2 separate regions of the Mus musculus genome follow, and region 2 is linked to region 1. Evidence: chromatin loops called from intact Hi-C (ENCODE). Cell type or tissue: left cerebral cortex. All regions are shown on one strand. Links, peaks and the distances in the headings refer to the core of each region. The heading gives the core; the rest is flanking DNA.

Region 1 (8,333 bases), core at 25-8,024:
GGCAAGCAGATCAGAGTTCAAGGCCAGCCTGGGACAGAGCAAATTCCAAGTCCAGACATGGTGATACACACCTTGGGCCATACTTTCTGTTAGAGGCCTACATAAGAGCAATGGAAGAAGGAAGACTCACTTTTTTTTACCTGCTTGCTCTTGATGGCCAGCACATCTGTTGGAACCTGCTTCTTCAGGATTCCAGCTTATTCAGAAGACCAGCGGAAACGCCTAACCTTGTGGGACTGAGTGACTACTAGACTCTTGGACTTCTCAGTCACAGCTCCTCATTGTTGGGTCAGTTGGACTTCCCGAGGCTACACAGTCGGTAGCTCAGGACTTAGTGCAAAGGCTTCTACCTCCCCAAGTCCAGTCACTTCTCAATAGTAAGCAGTTTGTATTTAAGCCTTTTATCACTGGAGAGCATTCAGTGACAGAGAGCCACAAACCACAGTCAAGCCATAGCAGGTCCTCAGCTATGTCCCGGTCAGTGTGGTGGCCGCTGCAGGATCATGGGCCTCGTCACAGGCTGTTGTGCACCAGAATCACTTGCTGGGGCTCACATCAGGAGTGTAATTGATCCCAGCCCATTCCCACCAGTTCACTGGGAAGTCACTCTTTTTAATGAGTGTGTGGGTTTCTTTTTTTTTTCCAATTATTTATTTATTTATTTGTTTGTTTTTTTGAGACAGGGTTTCTCTGTATAGCCCTGGCTGTCCTGGAACTCACTCTGTAGACCAGGCTGGCCTCGAACTCAGAAATCTGCCTGCCTCTGCCTCCAGAGTGCTGGGATTAAAGGCGTGTGCCACCACTGCCCGGCTTCCAATTTTTTATTATGTATTTACTTCATTTACATTTCAAATGCTATCCCAAAAGTCCCCTATACCCTCTCCCCCCTCCCACTCCGCTCCCCTACCCACCCACTCCCACTTCTTGGCCCTGGCGTTCCCCTGTACTGAGGCATATAAAGTTTGCAAGACCAAGGGGCCTCTCTTCCCAGTGATGGCCGACTGGGCCTTCTTCTGCTACATATGCTGGGATACAGAAAATGTGTGTAGGCTTCTGTTGTTTCCTGATTCTCTCTCCTGCATCTCTGCCTGCCTGGAAGTCTCACCTGTACTTCCTGTTCCAGCTGCCACCTCTTTATTGTGCAAAAAGCCACGTTCTCATTGGGACCAATCAGCAGGAAGACAACCCTGATACATCTCTGGGTTGCCCTTTGGTGTTAAGGGCTGTGTGTGACCTTCACGAGGGCAGCTTGCTTTTTAATATAATCTCAGAGAATCGTCTGAGATTGGGCAGACGAGGGAGAACAAGCATTTACATATGGAAGTCTTGTAATGGGCTATTGAGAGGACAGTACCAAACCTGCTGCCAGCACTTAGCTCTGCCTGCACAGCAACCAACAATTGAAAATACAGGGACATAGCTTCATAGGATGTGGGGGTGTGGGTCGTCCTAACAGCATGTGATTTCGGTCATGCTATGCTTACTCACTTGGACATGGGTATGGCAGACTGGAGGTATGACAGGCTAGAGAGCAGAGCTCCCCATCTCACTTGCTGATAACTAGTACCATGCTAATAGCATCAGTCTGGGCTCCTCGGTACAGCCTTTGTCTACTGCCTGGCTTCGTGGGTTCCACTCCAGTCCCACCCAGTAAAATGTTCTTCACTATTTGGTCTTAATCAGGACGGTCAAGGTCAGTCTGTACTTGAGGTAGCCAGAGTGAACTGCTTAAAGAAACACTAATGACAATAAACTTCAGTAATGACTCATGGGATGTGCTGAGGGGTAGCAGATGAAGTCCTACCCCAAAGTAAGAAGAGTGGAAAGCTATTTAGCATGTGTGTTATCCCATACGTAAGACTTCACCTCAGCCTCTTCTTGCAGCCATGGTTAAACACACACAACCTCACCAGTCCTGACTCTATTAAACAACTGGGAAGAGCTTAGAAGGAAGGCGGTGCCCTGGGAATTGAGGAAGGTCCTGTGCTGGGAGCCGGGTAGAGACTGGGTGCTGTACTAGACAGAGGTAGCTAGAGGGACAGGTTGTCAGGAGCAGAGTGTCTGTTGTGATTGATCTGAGTGCTCTAGATCGGGGTCCCTGTAGCAGGCACCCAGACATGGGGATTCCTGGGATCCTGCAGGGGTGCCCAAGACTAGGTCAGTGCCCTTGCCCCCCACCTGCTGCAGGATCATGATGCCCCAAGCACTGCTGTGAGACTCTAGCCTATGGATGAATGGCAGTGGACGGTGCCTCACTGCCACATGCTCTGTTGGTTGTTCACAGGCTCTATACTAGAGTTCCAATGTCTCTTTGAAGTCTTTCTCCTCCCTGGTGACCAGGGCTGCCCTTCTAGAGCTACTGGATGGAGCCAGAGCCTTGCTCCAATACTTTGATGGCTCCTTTGTGTGGGAGTGACAGGTTTAGTCAGTGCTGTACCCTTCTGTCCAGTGCCCTTGTGCTTGACTATTCAGCCAGCAGACTCCTGCCATGCAGAGCAGCCCAGGTGTATCTGCCCCAATGGATGTGCTAAGCAAGAGCTCTGCAGGGATGAGGCAGGTTGGCTTCTCTTTAAAGCCAGCACAGGATGGTGGGGATGCTCATGCAAGCAGAAGGACCTAACTCAGATCCCCTGAAAGCACATAGAGCAGGATGCTGTGGTGCACACCTGTAATCCTGGCACTTCTTCAGTGAGATGTGGGATGGAGACCGGAGAATTCCAAGAGACTTACAGGCCAAGCTAGCTTATTCTCAGTGGCAAATGAATAGAGGGACTCTGCATCAGACAGTGTAAACAACGGAGGTTGTCCTCTGACTTCCATTTGCATGCCTTGGTCCACATGCATGCCTATAGTCACACACATGAACAGGCACTCACATACAAGCAAGCAACACACACACTCATACAGAGAGAGAGAGAGAGAGAGAGAGAGAGAGAGAGAGAGTCATCACCAGCACTTAGCATACCTGTCAAGGTTCTCTACTTATTGGCCAGTGGAGAAAGGTGGAAAGAGTTAGAAACTGCTGGATAAACATATGTACCCATATGAACACGCAAGCACACATGTATGCACACTCAAACACACACACACACACACACACACACACATTATGCACACACACTCATAAAGCCAGGACTTGCTCTGGACACACTTCACACTTGTCTGGACCGATTCTCAACCTACTTATTGGCCACTGGGGAAATCTTGAAGGAGTCCGAAACTTCTTGGGTAGAGATGTGTGTAGCACTGACATCCACAGGGAGGCTCCACTAGACCTGGGAAACATGCTTAGCCCCAGCCTAGCACATGGACATGTCCTATGGGATTTAGACACCTGAGAACCCTAGGGACCATATTGAGACCAGTACTTGTGTTCAACTTTAAAAAGTCAGAGTAAAGTTCCAGGCAGGACCAGATGGGAGCTTGGAGACTTGGTCAGACAGATAGGGCCCTGCCCACTTCCATTTCCTTCCTCCCTTTCTCCCTCTCTTCTCCTCCCCCACTTCCTCCCTCTGCCCTCCTTATCAAATGCATCTCAAGCATCTACATCACGCAGGCCAATGTGCTGGGCACTCTGAATACAAAAACAAGCAAAGAGAAGGCTTGGGATGTAGCTCAATGGTAGAGTGCCAGCCTAGCACGTGGGAGGCTTTGGGCTGAGTCTTCAGAGAAGCTCTAGCATAGGAGAAAGTGCTGCAGTTTGCTTTTACTGTCAATTTGACATGGCCGGGGGTCACCTGAAAAGAAAGTGGCCACTGAGGGATTACCTAGATCAATTAGGCTAGTGGGCATCTCTCTCTCTCTCTCTCTCTCTCTCTCTCTCTCTCTCTCTCTCTCTCTCTCTGCGTGTGTGTGTGTGTGTGTGTGTGTGTGTGTGTATTCATGTTCATGCCCTCTGTGGGTAGTACCATTCCCTAGGCAATGTTTCTGGGATGTATAAGAAAGCTAGCTAAGCATGTATAAGCTAGCTAGCAAACAACTTTCCTCCATGGTTTCTGCTTCAAGTTCCTGACCTGATTCTCTCAGTGATGGACAGTAAACCCATGAACAGAGATAAATCTTTTCCTCACCCAAGTTGCTTTTGGCCCAAATGTTTTTTGTGCTTTTCTTTTGTTTTGTTTTGCTTTGTTTTAATTTTTATTACATCAGCAGAATGGAACAAGAATAGTTTCAAAGCACGGAAGAGCTGTTACTAAACTTAGAACTAAGACAGGGGTGGGATGAGAGTTGAGTCCTGCAAAGACCAGTCTGGCCACACTGATTGGAGAGTGAAGATGGGTACCATTCAGGGTGGTGATGGTGATGCTGAGCCACAGTGGACCCAAGTAATACTAGGGAATGAAACATGAGAATGTTAGGTGAAGGATGGCCATGGGGGAAAACGATGGTCCCAGAAGTACTCAGGGCTCTGGCTGGGCACCAGGAAGATGATGGACGCATCGTAGGCAGTCTGAGGAAGATGTCAAAGGGTGACAGTATCTCTGGGTTCTGGAGCCCAGGGGCAGTCAGACCAAAGGAACAAGACAAGAGTCCTTGACATCTCTCATGGTACTTAAAACCACAGGCATGAGTAATATCACAGCAGGAAGAGAATAGCAAGGGAAAGAGCAGAGGCCTCTTTACTCTCTGCCACCAGGAGCCTGAAAACCAGGGACACTCACCTCCTGGTCTGGATGAAAGTGATATGCCCAGGCACCTCTCTGGAATCCTTGTCTGGAAGGAATGTTCTGTGAAGGCCATACCTGGTGCTTGGTTTAGGTGTCTGTCTATTTGAGCCTTGTTAAGCCCTGTACATTAATGGCTCGTTCTCTCTCTCTCTCTCTCTCCCTCCCTCCCTCCCTCCCTCCCACCCCCCTGCACCCAAATATTGTGATCATGGATTCAAGCAATCATAGATTGAAAATACATGTGAGTGTACAGGTGCTTGGTTTGGTTTGGAGACGTGGTCTCTCTATTATGAGCTCTGGCTGTCCTGAACTCACAGAAGTCCACCTGTCCCTGCCTCCCAAGTGCTGAGATTAAAGGCATGTGCCACCACTGCCTGGTCTTGTACAGATGTTTTTTTCTTCATTATTCTCTAAATATACAGCCTTGGAAGAACCAGCTCTTCAGATGGCATTCACTCTGTGTATTGGTCCGTGCAAAGGTTACATGTAAACACTACAATTGTTTTACGTGCCACACTTGAACACTGCAAGGATTGGGATCCTAGAACCAGTCTCAGAAGGTACTGAGGGACAACAGTCAGTGTATGCATACACAATGTACATTGACACACGTACATGTGTGAATGTCTGTAACTGTGGGCGGGTAACTATATGCTCACGTGTACACCTGCACATTCCTGCAGGTCTGTATATCAGAGTGTGTTGGTGTTTTTCTATCCATCGTTTCTGGTGGCTGGAACCTTGCTTTTAACCTGTCATCCACCTTTCACTAACAAGACCAAGAAGAAAAGGCACATTGGCTAACATGTCTGTGAATTGGTGGCTTGGCCACACTTGGGATAAGGGAAAAGGTGAGACGAGGAAGGACTGACTAGACAGGAGTCTTCCTGGACAGCAAGATCCCACAATCTGGCCATTCCTGCAGGTCCGCTAAGCCAGACTTGCTGTTTGATATTCTGGATGAAGCCAGGAGACAGGCAGCAGGCAGGGTGGGGAGGGCAGGTCCAGTGCTGGCATCTCCATCTGGGGTTGGGGTCGTCTCTTCTGAGAACATCCCCTTTGGATTTACCAGAGGAAAATCTTGATCCTTTGAGGACCCGCACCACAATGTGGTGTTTGCTAAGGCCTGGACTACTGGACCCAGGATGGGCCCCAGCTCCAGGCTGGAGGGAGCAGGAGAGCACGGTCCTAGGTGGAAGATGGGAATCCCCTTGGCAGCGAGTCAGGGGTGAGGGTGGGGGCACTGGCCATAACTTTCTAGGGTCTCTGTCCATATCTCTCTGAGTTAGCCTCACATGTATGCTCGGGGATCACTTTCATGGACCATCTTCCTAGTGTCTTGCCGAGGAAGAACCAGGCTAAGGCTACCTTCACACTGACCACACCCAAGCTGCAGCCTGGATGATGCTTGTGAGTCTTGGTGCAGCTTCATTCCCTGGACAGCACAGGCCCCAGGCAGGCAGCAGACTGGGAACCTCGACCCAGGCTTCCCCACTCTGTTTCCAGCCAGCTGGCCCCTTGGTGGCACTGATCACTCCCTCGCAGAGGATACCTTAGAAAATTTCAGGAGTGGGCACAGGGAATATTTTTATCTCTATTTGGGAATAGCTCCTCTGGGGTTAATGTTAGAGGCTCTTTGATCCCTGGGAAACATGCAAGAGAAAGGTCAGGTGGCTTGCCTGGGTTTTGTTTTCTGTAGGGGGAAGGCTGGGCTATCTGATAGCATTCTGTGATCTGGACCCGCTGCTGGTTCCCAGGGAGTATGCCGCTGGCTCCAGCACGGCTGCTTCAGTTAGAGGGCCCTGTCCTTGCTTCCATGACCTTGTTCCACCCTCATTGGAACCATGATTCATTGGGCATGTGTGGGCGGTGGATGATTGGCTCTGAGTCCCTTGGCTAGCGAGTAGTGAGGTGAGTTTTGAAGCTTGCACACCTAGGTATGGTTGCCTGATCCCAGTCACCTCAGCCATACTTGGGAACAGTGTCTACCAAGACACTCGTTGCTCTAAGAAGCATGGGGCCTGGTAACTGACGCTGCTGTCCAGAAGTGCACGTGTTACCAGGCACGATGGAGGGCAGATAAGGTCACAGTGGAAGACAGGAGCGACAAATGTGGTCAGTGAAGGCTCCTCCTGACCCAGGTTCACCCCAGCAGGCCATCAAAAGACCGCCTTTGCTCCCTGAAGAGGCCAGCCCTGACAGAAAGTGTACTCAGCACCTTTGGCATGTTGCCCAAGGCCTCTGTCCCAGGGCTGGCCAGCAGCTGGTTTGTAGTACTCAAGAAAAGCCAACTTTTAAGTGATCTGGAATTTTTGCGAACCAGTTGTTAAACACAGGCATGTTAACCATTAATTATTTGAACTTGCAATTAAGTATGCTATATGAGAACCAACACTTCCTAATTAATTTTACCAAATTATTTATGCTTAGGGCTTGTATCTGTGTGTTATATCAATAGAAACTGTAGATAATGGTAGCCACAAGACATCTCTCTCTTCCTAAATCCATGTTCTGTGATGTGTTGACAGCTGGAAATTGGAAGTAGAAGGGATATTGGCCAACATTACAAGTGAGGGCTTAGATGTTGTTTTGTTGATTTTTCTAGACTGTGATAAGAAAATAACGCAGATTTAATTTAAAAGTTCATCATGGAATCATACAAAGTAGGCTAAATCTGACCAGGAGACAAACATCACTCAGGGGAACTTAATATAGAATTATTAACCACAATAAAAGTACAATCTATTGGGGAGACTTAGGAGAGCTACCCACGTATGTAAAATGCTGTCATGGATACAGACTTCATTGGACAGAGTGATAGCCAGCTACAGAATGGTCCAGAAGGGATCCACATAGCTGAGACCAAAGTGGGCAGCCTGGGAGTAGGTGATTAGCAATTGAAGTTCTGGGTCTGCAGATGCTGAAGGGGAAGCTTGCAAAGGTGCCTGCAACTGGTGGGACCTGAGGCACCAGGCAGGCTTCCTGGTAGGCTGGGACCAGGGTCTGAGCAGAGAGGGATGAATACAGTACTTACCAAGTACAAGCAAGGTTGTGGATGGATGGTGTTCTCAGCCTGATGGCCCAGCAGATTCCACCAGATGTCCTCACATCTGCATAACTGACTCTTCCCTCAGCCACCCAGAAACAACGGGAAGCCTCATCCACAAACCATCATGAACTCATGGCTTAGAGTAACACACAGAGATTCCTCTTGAAGCTTGGGTGTCAGAAATGTCAAAGCACTTTGGCTCCAGCTGTCAAGGTTTTAGGAGGGTCACTCTCTCGGGCTATAGGAGGGAAACCACTTACCTACCTCCCTCTCTCCAAGGCTGTTTAGAGCCGAATTTCTCCTAGCTCTATTTTTCATTGTCAAAAGTTGCAGCTTTGAGTGGCCAAGATGGCCGAGTAGGTAAAGACACTTGTTTGATAAGCCTGAGAACATGAGTTCCATGCCTGGGACACACATGAGAGAGGATGGGAATTGAGTTTCAAAAGCTGCCCTCTCACCTCCACATTCATACTATGGTATATAGTGTGTATGTGTGTGTGTGTATGTATGTATATGTATATGTATATGGTGTCTGTGCATGTGTATGCATATGTATATGTAGCATATATCCATATGTATGTAATGAATATGTATGTGTGTATATATAATGTATATGA
Region 2 (8,333 bases), core at 292-8,291, 310 kb after region 1:
AAGGCTGCATCCCACTCACCCAGCTCACCCTCTCCTCCCACTGCTGCTGAGGCTAGAGCTCACCTCAGAGGGGAAGCTCTGTAATGAGGAACGACGGATGAGTGAGTACATAGAGACCTTAGAAACGGCCAAGGCCGTAGAGACCATCTGCTCTTTCTGCAAATGTTCCACCAATGGTGCCCCATTTAACCTTTATCGCAACTTATGAAGTCATTGGTGTTACACACGGTTTTCATGCAGGGGAGATCAATGAATGTCCCAGAAGGCTCCATGTGACTGCCTTGGTGACATTGCCTGCATCCTGCCCTTTCACATCAGAGTCTGGGGGACAGGAAGGGAAAGCAAGACCTTCCAACTTGTCACATCGTACTTGCTGCTCCTTTAAACCTGTTAGCTAGACAGAGCAAGATTAGGAGCAAAGGGTCCAGGATCCACGGCTCCAGGAAGATATCCCCCCAGAAGGGAATATAGCTGAGAGAAAGGAGACATTTTACTAGAGGCCATGGCTGGGGGCTGAGAGGAGCCGGCTTTAATATCCTGGGCTCCTCTAGCACTGGTGTGGGCCCTCAAACCCTGGGCTGCTAGCATAAGGTACAAAGGATAGAAGACTGTGGATCCAACTCCCTGAAACCTATTTCCCAGAGGACCTATCTCTGTGTCCTGTGGGGAAGAGCAAAGTCGGGTGCGGATGCAGGGGAGGAAGAGCCTCTCAGGCAGCAGTCACTCTGCAGGAATGATGGCTGCAGTAATATGCTTTCACGGAGGAGCACAAACAAAGCAGGGAAACATGGCCAGCCATAATCCACAGAAAGCTTCCTTTTATTGCCCAATATCCTCCTCAGCTGTGACTTCAAATCATTGCTGTCACGTCACAGCTGTGAGAGAACAGCCTAGCCGCCGCCTCCCGGCCATCCATCTCTTTAGGGGGATAAACACTGGAGGGGTTCACAGGGAAGTTATTACAAACATGATTTAACTGTCCTGCATGATGGCCCTGGCATCACTGTGAGGAAAAGGCCCAGGCGAGCATCTGCCATCTGTGGTGAGGAGCTCGCAACCCTGTGGGCACCACCCCACTAGATGGAGGTGCAACACGTGGGAGTGGGGGTGGGGGTTTCCTACTCTATTTATGTAGTACAGAACACTTATGTTCTGGACATCAAAACATGAATGGGTGGATGATAGCCACTGGCTACCCCACAAACCTTACTTAATTCTCACACCTATCCACCCACACCTGGCACCAGAGCCCACAAGTTGAGAACTCAGTGCTCGATGCCGATCCTGCTTCTGAGGCTAGACCCAGACCCCAGGGTGAACCATCCTGGCTTCCAGCTGGCTGTCGGAGTTCCCTCGGCCTCTCCTTGGGTCTGATTGCTTTGCTACTACACCTGCTCCCAGAACCGGGTGGCGTTTCCTTACTTTAGCCATGTATTCCACAGGTGTTAAAAAGGAGGCAGATGAAGTGGTATTACACATAGAGCAACACTGGCAGGGTCAAGGACCTCCCATTCCTGTGGAGTTGGGTGCAACACCCTCCCAGCAGGTGAATGGATGTGTTCTTTGTGTTCAAAATGGTCCTTGAACTCATGGCAGTACCCCTGACTCAGCCTCCTGAGTTAAGTATATGTTCTTGTTTATCAACTTGGAAACTCCAAATCATGTTTCTTGGAGTTGCCATGGAGACTCCATTATGGAGTTAATGTTAATGTTATTGGCCATTGGTGACTAATTGCACCTTCAGTTTCTTTCACCTCCTCTGAGGTTGGGGTGGTGAGACTGGAAGTTCCTACTCTGATCAATGGTTTGTCTACCTGGCAACCAGTTTCCCCCACCATGAAGCCACAGAAGAGCCCCCAGCACCAGTTATCTCACTAGCATGCAAAATGACACTTATTGATTCTAAAGAGTTTTGGAGTTGTGTGCCAGGATGAGACTAAATATATATTTCTAATTATAAATCACATCACAGCAGGACATGCTGGAGCTGACAGGTGCACTCTAGAGCCTCGGCTCAATCTGTTTATCGGCAACCCCATTTACAACTGTGTATCGTACACAGTGCAATCCCAGGAACCAAAGACAGCATAGTAGGTGACACTTCTTTACACTGCCGTGTGCCAGACACTGACAGTTATATGTATTTGTTCAGTGAATCTGCCAAGCAGCTTTATGCCATAGGAACCAACTCCTAGGAGGAAATGGGCCTTGCTGGCTCGCCTGGGGTAGCTGGTGGTGGAGCCAGGTCCTGTATCAGTGGTCTGTGTCCATGATGCTTTGCCGGGCTGCCTAGCTAATGAACAGGTATACAGGCACTGATAGGGTAAGAAAGGAAGGCAGAAGCCAGATGTGGCAGGCTGCCAGATGCCAGAGGCTCTTGTTTCAAGTTCATGTAAAACAGGAGAGTAAGGAAGAAACCAGAGCAGATCCAGAACTAAAGGTCAACACACACACACACACACACACACACACACATCCTCTGGGGACTCAAACCAGTAAGCTGGAACTAGCTTGCCGCAGTGGCAACTGCTCAGTGCTCCAGATTTCCAGGGAAATGGGAGATTTCTGATTCAGGTCTCAGAAAAAGCTACAGAGATAATTTCTGACTCAGGTCTCAGGAAAAGCTACAGAGATAAGCCATCCTAGCACAGGAGAAAGCTGGAAGCTCTGACCTCTTGCAGCAGGCTGGAGGCCTCAGAACCTCCAGCTGGCTTCAGGATGGCTTTGCCAGCTTTCATTAGCTGGGAACTATCGGTGACACAAGGCGCTGCGCTCTGATGACTTTCATTTCCTCCTGTGAAAAGCGTTTGAGGACAGATTCTAATTTAATTAGAATTTCGGGACAGACATGGAAACTGGCCTACTTTTCTTCTTACCAGCCTGGCACGGGGCAGCTGCATTCCGGACTGTGAACCGGGTACCTACTTCGATTCAGAGCTCGTCAAATGTGGGGAATGCCATCACACCTGCCGGACCTGTGTGGGTAAGCTGCCAAGGCTTTGGTCTCATTGGACATTTGTATGCTTGCTCCCGGAGGTGAACAGGCCAGCTACCTTGAAATTCAGGAAGTTCTGTAACTTTGTGGGTTCCTGGATTTATTACAGAGTAAAATTTAAAGGCAAGGGGCTTAAAGTGTAATTCACGGGTAGAGCATTTGCCTCCTGTGTAGGACCTCTGGGGGAAATAAGACTGTAAAACCACAAAGGTCCTCCTAGACTCCCAAGGCTGGAGTGGGAGAATGCGGAGCTGCTGTTTAATGAGCACAGAAGTGCAAGTTAGGGGAAATGAGACAGAGGGTAGTAATGACTGCCCACTGGTGTGAACTCAGTAATGCCACCCGACTACACACTTGAAGATGTTTGATCCGGTACAGTTTGCTATGTATCAGATACCAACAGTTTTTTAAATTAAAAACAAAACCACAATCCAAACCGCAGAGAGAGACCCACTCTGAGCAAGTGGCCCTGGATTTCCCAGCTTTAAACCCATAGCCGTCCTTTGGTTCCGAATGCAGAGCAAAAGCCACGAGCGCTTCTACACAAGAGAGAGGAGGTTCAGCAGCTCGTAAGCTGGCTGGCTTTAAAACTCTAGTCTTGCTGCAGAATTAACTAAAACGCAGCACCATAAAGACTGAGAGGCCTCTGAGAGGTGTGGGGCCTGAGCCGGGCGCCAGCGCCGAGTGATAAAGCAGAACTTCAGTTCTCTGTAACCCTCTCCACTTATTCTGAACGTTTTAGTCAGAGAGGGAAAGACTGCCATAAACAATTTTACATGCATTATCGTTTCCCATCGAGATTATAGCACCGATGTCTCCGGGCACAGGTTTTATGCAGAGTGTAGCGGGGATTTCATTCATTTTATTGGGTTTCATTTTGCAGTCCTCCGCATGCGTGGTGAGTTATGTGCTCAGATCCGTTCCAGGTGAAGCATTCTCCTCCGTTTTCTTCCCGCCCCCAGCACTTTGGTGCCTTCTAAGAAACTCACGTTAGATGGAGTTTTTGCTGCAGTGACAATATAAGAATTAGGTCTCAGCTAAATCTCGTTTGCCACAAAACCATTTATTAAAAAGGCCAGAAGGCGGGTACCGTCGTCTTCCGTGTGGTCCCGTGGGGGCCTCATACTGCTATCAGCTGTACTATCCAAGTGGACGTGCCAGAGATCCCAGCATCCACAAGCCACGGGTGGTGCTGACCCTAGCCCACTGTGCATGCCTCCCTCCACCCCATCCTCAGACAACCCCAGAAGGATCTAGGCTTAACCTTAGCAAGAGGCTTTTCCATGGGTAGACGCCAGCTTTCCTCAGAGAGTTGCCCTTGCTGGTTTTTATGTCTGGATTTTAGTCCTGGTTTAAGAAGTGTCTCCAGTGCTACCTGTTTAAATGTCAGAGTCACTTGAATCCATAGCACTGAGGGCTATGGTCCTTTAACTCTTTTGACTTCAATAATTCAATTCGCCTGTCTTTCTCGAGGTCCCCAGACTGCCTAGCAGGCAGTGGCATTGGATCACTCATAAGTTTTCTTATCTCAGTCCCGCGTCTCCTCCCTCCCTTGAAGCATTTCTTTCAATATCAGGCAGCTGCAGAGCTCTTAGAGGAGAGGAATTCTCCATGTCTCCCCATGGGGGCTCTTTTTAACTTGTCTAAAACACACTTAACTCGAGGCAGTGATGGGTCCCAGAGCCTTCTCCTCCCCACTCACAGTCATCGGGAGCTCCTTGCTCCATGTCACGTGTTATCTCCCTTGAAGCACCTGTGCCTGATGCCATCTTTAGTTCAGCATGGTGGCTAGCCTGCTGTGGTCCAAGTACCCTGGGACTGAGGCTCTCCTGACTACCTCCAGGGCTGGTGCCCAGAGCATCCTGGCATTGAGGTTGTGAATTTTGGCTCGGTGTTGATGGGCTGACCCATGGGAGAGGGAAGTGCTGCTTTGCACCTATCCACCCAGGGCAAGTGGCAGCCAGTGGACATGTGTACATGCTCGCTAGATCATGGGGCAGTTCCCTAGGCCCTTGGGAGGGTTGACCCTGGCCTGTGCCTGGGAAAACCCAACAAGAAACAGCAAGAGAAAGAAATACCACAACAGTTCCAGAGAGGTTTCCAAAGAAACCTTAGCGCTTCTCACAGCATGGTTTTCTTGCCTCTACACAAAGGTCTGTATCTCTATTTGTACTAGACATAGCATGGTGGCTTAGCATAAGCATAGCCCATTGTGCCGTTTTCATTAGCACTGTGGGGGCTCTTACTGCTGGTGCCCACAGGCCTCTAGAGACCGAATGGAATCCTTGAGAGGTTTTGAGTATGACATTCATTAGTAGTTATGAGAGTAGTTTCATAGCAAATGTGCTCACCAGCATGTTTTGTTGTTAAGATATATGTAACGTAAAGTTTACAATCTCAACCACTCAAAAAAATCTAGTTGACACATCGGTACTGATTTTTGAGGTTCCATGATCTCTTTCAGTGCCTGCATTCAATGTGTGATGGCTAAGTCAAGGTCATGAGTGTTTCCATCTCCCCAAATATTTATTTCTATGTGTTGGGAACCCTCAAGGTCTTCCCTTCTAACTATTCGGAAACATGACTGCATATTGGATACTGTGGTTGTCCTATTCTTGCTATAGTTGGCATTGGTGTCTTTCATTAGCAACATACTTGGCAAAAGCAACTTTTTGATGGATTTGTGTTGGCTCGTGGTTTGTGGATGCCCTCCGTTGTGATAGGGAAGGCACGATAGCATGAAAGGCTCTAGCAGTAGTAGAAAGAGTATGCACCAGCTGGCCACGCTGCATGCCCAGCTAGGAAAGAGAGATGCATGCTGGGGCTTAGCTGGCCTCCTGCTTCCCCCCTTTTTATTCAGTCCAGTGCCTCAATGCATGGGGTGGTGCCACCCACATCGAGGGCAGTTAGACTTCACTGGAAATGTCCTCATAGACAAGCCAGAGGTGTGTCTCCAGGTGGTTCTAAATACACTCAAGCTGACAGTCAGGACATCACAGGCACATCAGGAGAACTTGCCCTCTGGGACTGTTCAGATGCGATTGTTCACACCCTTGCTGTGCCTGCCATCCCAGCATGGCCATTTTCAGATGCACAGATCAGTGGCTTTAAGCATATTCACATGGGCTTGTCATGGCCATGACCATGGCCATCATTCACCTCCAGAGTTCTAGCATTTTTCCAACTGATCCTGCAGCCAACACCGTTTTCTAATTTCTTATTTTCTGGTGCTAGGGACTAAACCCAGTGCCTCAAAGCCGGGCGGTGTGGAGCACAACTTTGATCCCAGCACTTGGGAGGCAGAGGCAGGTGCATCTCTGAGTTCAAAGCCAGAAGTTGGTCTGAAGAGTGAGTTCCAGGACAGCCAGGGGTAGACACACACACAACTTGTCTCAAACAAACAAACTAATTAGAGAATCCCAGTTTGAGGGGTAGGTTGGCCACACAACTACACCATAAGATATTCTTGTCAATTACAGAAGCCTCAAAACAGAGCCCTGGGGCTCACTAGCCAGTCAGTCTATCCTAATAGTGAGCTCCAAGCCAAAAGGAGTTCTTATCTCAAAAGTGATAGGCAGTTTTCCTGACAGTTTATCTGGTGTTGCCTTCCAAGCTACACACACACACACACACACACACACACACACATACACACACACAGGTACATATGCCTTCATGCACAAGAAAAAAGTGAGAACCATGTGGAGATAATTTGGGTACTTAGGGTTTCTATTGCTGTGAAGAGACACCACAGCAATTCTTATAAAGGACAACATTGAATTGGAGCTGGCTTACAGTCCAGAGTCATCATGGTGGGAAACATGGTAGCATGTAGGGAGACATGGTGCTGGAGAGGTAGCTGAGAGCTCTACACCTGTACCTGTAGGTAGCAGGGAAAGACAGTATGCCACTAGGCCTGTTCCTTGGTGACATACTTCCTCCACCACAGCCACATCTACTACAACAAAGCGATTCCTCAGTAATACCACCCTCTATGAGTCTATAGGGGCTGTTTTCATTCAGACAGCACAGGGACCACGCCCAGTTTAGCCCAGTGAATCTCAGACCCCATCACATCAGCATTCATATGTTTGTGTTCTACCCTCACAGCACAACTCAGCCTGGCCACTGAGTGGCTACTGAATGATTTTATCCTAAAACTGATGGTAAAGGAAATGCATGCAATTGAAGTCAGTCACCAAGGCCCTAGCAGTGCTTCCCACTGGGCTAAGCTTAGGCCTCTGATGTTCCCATCTGTGAAGTGGGGAGGGTGAACTACCCCCAGAAGTCACATACCCAGCCCTCACTGAGCTCCTAGGAAGCTGTGTGGGCAGCCTAGGGACATCAAAGTGTTCCCACAGATATTCTAGAACACCAGACATGTTCATGACATCTGCTTCTTCTCCTGCACCTGTCAGGGCCCAGCAGAGAAGAGTGTATTCACTGTGCAAAAAGCTTCCACTTCCAAGACTGGAAATGTGTGCCGGCCTGCGGTGAGGGCTTCTACCCGGAGGAGATGCCTGGCTTACCCCACAAAGTGTGTCGAAGGTATGGTCTTCTGGGCTGTAGCCCAGGCTGATGCAGAATGGTGGTTATCTGGGCACTGTAGAAAGAGCAGCTGGAGGGCCAGGTGTGGTGGCGGTGCCCCCGGAGCCTAGGGGATTGACAGGCCTTGTCGACTGCTGCTGTAGGGGCAGAGGGCAGACAGGAAACCATTTACTGAGGAAGGGATGTCTATAGTTAGTGATCGCCAAAGTCACAAGCCAGCTGGCAGCCTTCAAGCCTCTCTTAATGTCTAATTATTTGTGAAGCACTTTCCATATGCAGGCCCTGGGTAGCAGTGGGCTAGGACAGGAAACAGAATTCACAAGGTGCTGCCACACAGCCCTCCCACCCCAGCAGCAGATGGTACAGGGCACTGGGCCTCAAGCCATGGTGCTGTATGCTTTCACATTATAGGTGGCCAACGAAACCACATTTATGGGAGTTAACGCTTTTTCTAAGTTACATATTTTAGATAAAATGGTCATGTCCTCATTGCAAACCCAGTCCTGGCATAGACAGTGTGCATGTGTTTTAACCCTCTGTTCTCTGTCTATTCCTCCCATGAGCACATACACTTGGCAAGTGTCCCTGGACCCAAGGGTGCTCCCTTGTACTGTGGGACATGGACTGTTCCAGGAGCAGGCATGCTTTCTTCTATGCCTGGCTGGCTGTGCCTTGTACTAACTCAGGACATCACAAACAGGCCAGGAACAGGAAAGGCAGCCTGTGGTATGAGCAAGAGGAAGGCATTTGAAGGTGACAGTGCTGATGCTGTGGAGGTATGGTGCTGATG

The links. A loop is a pair of places that touch in the nucleus more often than their neighbours do. Peaks named below come from ENCODE experiments on the same cell type or tissue, not always from the same donor. Only the 100,000 strongest peaks of a DNase experiment are listed, where the experiment ranks them.
Region 2: a loop joins it to region 1, with 2.2 times the contacts of the local background. A loop is called at or near these places in 4 of 42 quality-filtered maps.

Annotation. Positions count from the first base shown.
Region 1 is chr7:65,730,958-65,739,290 of GRCm38, forward strand. No RefSeq gene overlaps it. Among named protein-coding and RNA genes, the nearest start is that of Gm33234, 42 kb to the left of the region's middle. In left cerebral cortex, for the core only: a CTCF peak has its summit at 3,255; a DNase peak (open chromatin) is centred at 3,266.
Region 2 is chr7:66,036,102-66,044,434 of GRCm38, forward strand. Pcsk6 (proprotein convertase subtilisin/kexin type 6) reads left to right here. Exons shown (of 22, transcript NM_011048.1): 19 at 2,880-2,983; 20 at 7,414-7,543. Among named protein-coding and RNA genes, the nearest start is that of Snrpa1, 20 kb to the right of the region's middle. In left cerebral cortex, for the core only: no CTCF peak of the experiment used is centred there; a DNase peak (open chromatin) is centred at 3,858.